Regions from separate parts of the Mus musculus genome. Here region 1 is linked to region 2. A link is a loop called in an ENCODE intact Hi-C map of the cell type or tissue named here. Cell type or tissue: heart. All regions are shown on one strand. Each heading gives the region's core, and the rest is flanking DNA. Links, peaks and the distances in the headings are about the cores only.

Region 1 (2,906 bases), core at 165-2,664, 76 kb after region 2:
GGGCTCATAACCGTCTGTAACCCCGGTTGCAGGGGATCCAACACCCTCTTCTGACTTCTGAAGGCACCAGGCAAACATGATGTACCTACAGTTATGCATACAGATAGAAGGAAGGAAGGAAGGAAGGAAGGAAGGAAGGAAGGAAGGGCCATTAGGGAGGCAGAGGCAGGCAGATCTCTGTGAGTTCAAAGCCAGCCAAGGCTTTATAGTGATACCCTCAAAAAGAAAAAAAGAAAAGAAAAGAAAAGAAAAGAAAAGAAAAGAAAAGAAAGAGCGAGCCCGTGCATGGTGCTTAGAGAGTGTGGCTCAAAACCTTTACACATACAGTTCTCTCTGCCTGAGATTTTCTTTGAGCTAGGCTTAAAGGTCTCCCTCTTGTCTTAGAAGGACTGAAGCCCACACCACAGCTTTAAGCTCTCCTAACGGGAGTGTCCTGTGGTACAGGGACAGGTGACAGCAAACTCCTCTGATCTCAGCATATAGGAGGCTGTGAGACAGGAGGTCACAGGTTCCAGGCCAGCCTGGGCTACAGGCAAGACCCTGCCCCCAAGTACAAAAAAAAAAAAAAAAAAAGCAAGCAAGCTTGCCCTCTGTGCTGGGTGCACAGACCCAGCTAGGTAGGTTGAGGTGTTTTCTTCACACTCACAAAGCCCTGGGTTCTATCCCCAGCACTCTGGAAACTGACAGTGGTGGAGTGTGTCTGCAGTTCCAGCACTCCAGAGGTGAAAGGCAGGAGTTCAAAGTCACCCTCAACTGCAGAACAAGTTGAGCTCAGCCTGGGATACATGGGACCCTTTCTTTTTTTCTTTCTTTCTTTCTTTCTTTCTTTCTTTTTTTTTTTTTTTTTTTTGTTGTTGTTGTTGTTTTTCGAGACAGGGTTTCTCTGTGTAGTCCTGGCTGTCCTGGAACTCACTCTGTAGACCAGGCTGGCCTCGAACTCAGAAATTCATCTGCCTCTGCCTCCCAAGTGCTGGAATTAGGATCCTTTCTTTAAAAAAAAAAAAAAAAAAAAAAATCCAATGCATTCTTATCAGTTAACACAGTTAAAATCGGTTATCAGAAGTCTGTGGTGAGCTTAGAGATAATTAACTTCTCAGAAGAGGAAAACCAGGCATGGTGGGAAGCCACTTGCCCAAGTTCCCATCCCTAGTCACACTGGCCTATCAGCCTCTTCTGTGAGTTCTATCCTCTGCAGGGCAGCAGAGGCCGGCCAGCCCAGCCTCCTTTCTGCTGCTGCTGAAGACCCAGGTAGTTTCCCACTGACTGGAAGCTGAGGTGCCATGGGCAGGTCCTCAGCCTCTCTGGGTGGCTCTGATCCCTCTGGCTCGAAGAGAACCTAGGTGAAGAAACTTGGCTTTGGGAGCGGAGCAGACCACCCACCTCTGCATCAGAGGGCTCCAGGCAGGAGGCAAAGCCGCCCCCCCCCCCAGCCTTCTGTGTTTTCCTTCTTGAGCTTTTATTGTGAGCCATTCCTTATTCCTTCGGCGGGAAATTATGCCACTAACTTAAAATAGACTGTGCTTAATTAATAGCATGCTTTGTTCTTGGGATTCTTATCTCGACCGGAAGACACGCCTCTTTTCGGGTTTGTGGGTCAAGGTGAAGTTGCCTCTGGGGACTCAGGAACAGCTGCTTTCTGCTTTTCCACTTTTGAACTCAGGTTCCTGTTGGCTTTTCCCTCCCTGGGGTAGAAGGGTTTTTCCCTAACTCGTTAGCCTGGGGTGTTCACTACTATTAGATTGCCAGCATGACATGTTATAATTACTTCTTCTTGTATGATTAATAGCTACTGTGTACTAAACACCATCTATGAGCCAGGCCCTCTGCTAAGGGATTCTGAGAGTCCTACATGTGGGTATTCTAATTACATCTATCAGATGAGGAAGCTGTGGGCTCCGAGGGGAGAAAGGGCTCCCCAAGTTCCACATAGCTCTAAAAAGTAGAATCAGCCTTTGAATCCAAGTCTCGGTGACCCCCCAAACACTTAAGACTTACTTATTGACATTTAGTCATGTGCTCCGCAGTCCCAGAATGCTCTTGGGCTGGCACGGTAGCCCAGCAGGCACAGGGACTGACTGCCGTCCTCAGCTACAGACTTCCTGAGTTCATCTGGCCTGGCTTCATCTAAAACTAAAACAAAAAGAAGAGGCAGTAAGACAGCCTAGGGTGTACAAGCGCTTGCTGCTGAGCCTGACGACCCAAGGTGATGATGAAACTCATTAACTAGTGTTGTCCTCTGACCTCTACAGCCAAGCTGTGGCGTGTACCTATGTGCCTCCCCCCTACCTTCTGCTTACAAAGAAATGACTTTTCCAAAAGCTTTTTTTAAAAATTCTCTTCCCTTAAAATTTATCTCTTTTATGTCACACAGTCTTAGGACATATGTACAAATATTTTGTATCAGAGAGGGGGAAACTGAGGCACAGAGAGGTGAATTCCTTTACCCGGGTAACATAAGAGACACCGTTCATTTGCATCAAATATGGCCTCACTCACAGGTAGCCAGCCTCACAGCATACGTGGGCTGGAAGCTGAATACTGTTGTGTGGTTCTATACAGGTTACTTCACCATCTTCAACTTTTTAAGTTTCTCATCCATAAAACGGGGGGAACATTTCCTGTTTTTTAGCTTTCTGAGGTGGATATGAGATTCAAGTGTGTGGGAACGGATGGCTGTGGAGAACCTGCTGTCAGGGCCCTGTCTTGGCTACAGTCCTAAGCTTGGCTTTTGGATGGCTTCTTCTTCTTTTTTTTTTTCCAAGTTCTCTTCCGTGTTACCTGCATTTTTCCATAACAAGCATATTGTTTTCGCTGGGCAAGGTAGCACCAGCCTGCTGTTTTAGCTACTCGGAAAGCTGAGGCAGGAGGATCACAAATTTGAGGCCAGTCTGGACAACTTAGCAAGA
Region 2 (2,906 bases), core at 127-2,626:
CTGGCTGGCCTGGAACCTGCCTTTGCTCCCTGGGGACTGCTAGGATAAAAGCATGGGCCGCAGCACCCAGCTTGAAAGGAAACGTTAAGGGAAACCTTCCGCCCTCAAGAAGTCGCTGACCACTCAGGTCAATGAATGGAGAGAGAGCCCAGCTCCACCGTAATTAACATTAACGCTGCAGGGGGAAAAAAAATCCTTGCCGGGGAAACGCCTGTTTTCCTGTAGAGCTCAGCGAAAGCAAGAAAACTTTGTGGTTTTATGTATGTTTGATTCTGCATAGTTCAAGTGTGCTTGCGGAATTAGGAGCTAAACTAAGAAGCGACATTCTGAGAAAAACAAAGCTTCCATCCTGCGTTTCCATATGAGAATTACTGTCTAGTCTGTTCGAGCTCGCAGCCGGGTTTAAACTTTGAGGGATACATTTGACATTTTAAAACGTGCTAACGTGACCTGTCAAATCATGGCTCTTAGGAATTCTACATGGCTACTTTCATTTAGCCTAGTGAATTCAACACCCATCTTCCACTAAAACGGGCAGTAAACGGAATCCCCCAACTCAACCCACCCCGGCACACACACCGGGGGCTGGGTATTGAACTTTTTGCCTTGTCCCACTGCGCGATCGGCACCTTCTGTTCAGTTTTCGACCCGCCGCACTCCGATTTTCTAGAACCCTCCACTATCGTACAAAACGCGACACACTGGCCGGGCCTCGCCCTGGCAAAGCGCGCCCCGCACTGCATCCGCAGCGCCCTCGTACCTGCAAAGCCCACGGAGCAGGCGGCGGCGCCGAAGGCCCCGTGCACCCGGGCGATCGTGTCGCGGACCAGCCCGCCCAGCACGCGGTCGTCCAGGCTCAAACGGCAGCGCGCGTCCTCGGACACCAGCTCGCACAGAAGGTACCTGCGGCGACAGCGGGGTGAGCGCGGCCCGGGTCGCGGGGACGGCGCGGGGACAGCGCTGCTTACCTGTGCTTGAACCGCACCATGGCGTCCGCGCCGGATGCGGGAGGAAGGCGGCACTAGGCTCGGACAGGCAGCGTGCCCTGTCAATCTCCACGCTCCGCCTCCCGCGGCGGGCGTAAGAGCGCATGCGTTCGCCTCCGGCCGGCGCTGGGGATTTTCCACACAAGTTCTGTGCGCTCAGAGTCCCCCAAGTGAACGTTTAAGGTCAGCCCTGCACTTAAAGTCCGAGAGTGTCGCACGATCTGGGACCTAAAAGTCAGAGCACAGGTTTTCCCATACAGCCAAATACGCGAATTCTTTGAGGGGATTTCGACAGTTTTGTGGAGGGGAGTTCTTTTCAAGTGGTTTCCAAAAACAATATAGTATCCTCCCTCCCTCTCTTCCTGGTTTCTTTTTTTCCTCAAGCTAACCCCAGACTGACTGTGTAGCCAAGACGACCCCGAACTTCTGATCCCCTGCCTTTTCCTACGAAGCGCTGGCATTACCAACGCGTCCCACCACACCCAGCCCTCTGTTTTCTGTTAAGAATAGAGGATTATGTTTTAAAATGAAGAACAGAGGGTTAAGGTTTTTAATGCGTTTTTCTAGCCCATTCCCTTGAATACCTTTGTGTGATTAATAAATGATAAATTATTATTGTTGTTGTTGGGTTTTTGATACAGCGTTTCTTTCTGTAGCCCGGGCTGTCCTGGAACTCACTCTGTAGACCAGGCTGGCCTTGAACTCAGAAATCCGCCTGCTTCTGCCTCCCGAGTGCTGGGATTAAAGGCCTGCGCCACCACTGCCCAGCATTTAAAAAACAAACAAACAAAAAAAAAAAAAAAAAAAAAAAACAGGGTCCCACTCTATCTACCTAAGGCTAGCTTGGAGCCCAAAGCAATCCTGCCTCAGCCTCCTAAGGACTAGGACTACAGGGGTGTGCTACACTTCATTTATCTTGCATGTTAAGTGCATATTCTTTTTTAAAATTTATTATTATATCTAAGTACACTATAGCTTTCTTCAGACACACCAGAAGAGAACATCAGATCTCATTACAGATGGTTGTGAGCCACCACGTGGGATTTGAACCCAGGACCTTCAGAAGAGCCTTCACTCCAGCCCCTAAGTCCATATTTTTTTAAAGATTTATTTATTATTATATGTAAGTGTAGCTGTCTTCAGACAATCCAGAAGATGGAGTCAGATCTCATTACGGATGGTTGTGAGCCACCATGTGGTTGCTGGGATTTGAACTCCGGACCTTCAGAAGAGCAGTCAGGTGCTCCTACCTACTGAGCCATCTCACCAGCCCTAAGTGCATATTCTTAATGGTGTGACTCAGTGAGGTGGATTTGTGTGACTGCCACCCTATTAAGATGTAGATAAGGTTCAGTGCTCCCCAAATTCCCAGGCCCTTGCCAAAACCTTTAGTGGGAAGGAGCCATCATCCCCATTTCTGGAGAGATAGGTTTTGCCAGGCCTTGGCCTGGACATATATGTTTTAAGCATGCAACATGCCTGTAAGTCCGCTGCTTGACTCTATTTTCCTGTCGCCGGTGCTGCTACAGACATTCCTCACGTGCTCGGTATTGCATGTTTTAAGTGCACCACTAAGTCGGTCAGCATTGCCTTAATACACATTGTCTACAGATTTTCTTGTTATCCTGGGTTTCTTGGTGCCTGGCTTTGTAGCAGGGTCATTTTTGAAAATTAGATTTATTTATTTGTTGTAGAAATGTGGAGGTGCGTATTTGCCACGGCCGGAGGTGGCGATCAGAGGACGACTTTGGGAAGTTGGTTCTCAGGACCTCCGTTATGTGTACAGCTGTCATGGCCTCGCCTGGCCAGGTGTGGTAACGTAAAGCAAGACTTATATTTCACAGCTGACTATTTACAAGATCCGAAATCAGTTTTCAGTCTTCTCTTAGCCACAGCTTTAGGGGACCACAGATGTCCCTT

What was found. Hi-C counts contacts between places; a loop is a spot of excess contacts. Peaks named below come from ENCODE experiments on the same cell type or tissue, not always from the same donor. Only the 100,000 strongest peaks of a DNase experiment are listed, where the experiment ranks them.
Region 1: a loop joins it to region 2, with 5 times the contacts of the local background. A loop is called at or near these places in 6 of 42 quality-filtered maps.

Annotation. Positions count from the first base shown.
Region 1 is chr5:115,159,943-115,162,848 of GRCm38, reverse strand. Gm35465 (a long non-coding RNA gene) reads right to left here. Exons shown (of 2, transcript XR_387598.3): 1 at 1,996-2,906. Among named protein-coding and RNA genes, the nearest start is that of Gm35465, 1.9 kb to the right of the region's middle. In heart, for the core only: no CTCF peak of the experiment used is centred there; DNase peaks (open chromatin) are centred at 1,278 and 1,598; H3K4me3 peaks cover 303 bases; H3K27ac peaks cover 325 bases.
Region 2 is chr5:115,236,132-115,239,037 of GRCm38, reverse strand. Pop5 (processing of precursor 5, ribonuclease P/MRP family (S. cerevisiae)) reads right to left here. Exons shown (of 6, transcript NM_026398.4): 2 at 969-1,214; 3 at 761-903. The coding sequence starts at 988. Among named protein-coding and RNA genes, the nearest start is that of Pop5, 1.7 kb to the right of the region's middle. In heart, for the core only: a CTCF peak has its summit at 1,084; a DNase peak (open chromatin) is centred at 1,047; H3K4me3 peaks cover 1,491 bases; H3K27ac peaks cover 1,166 bases.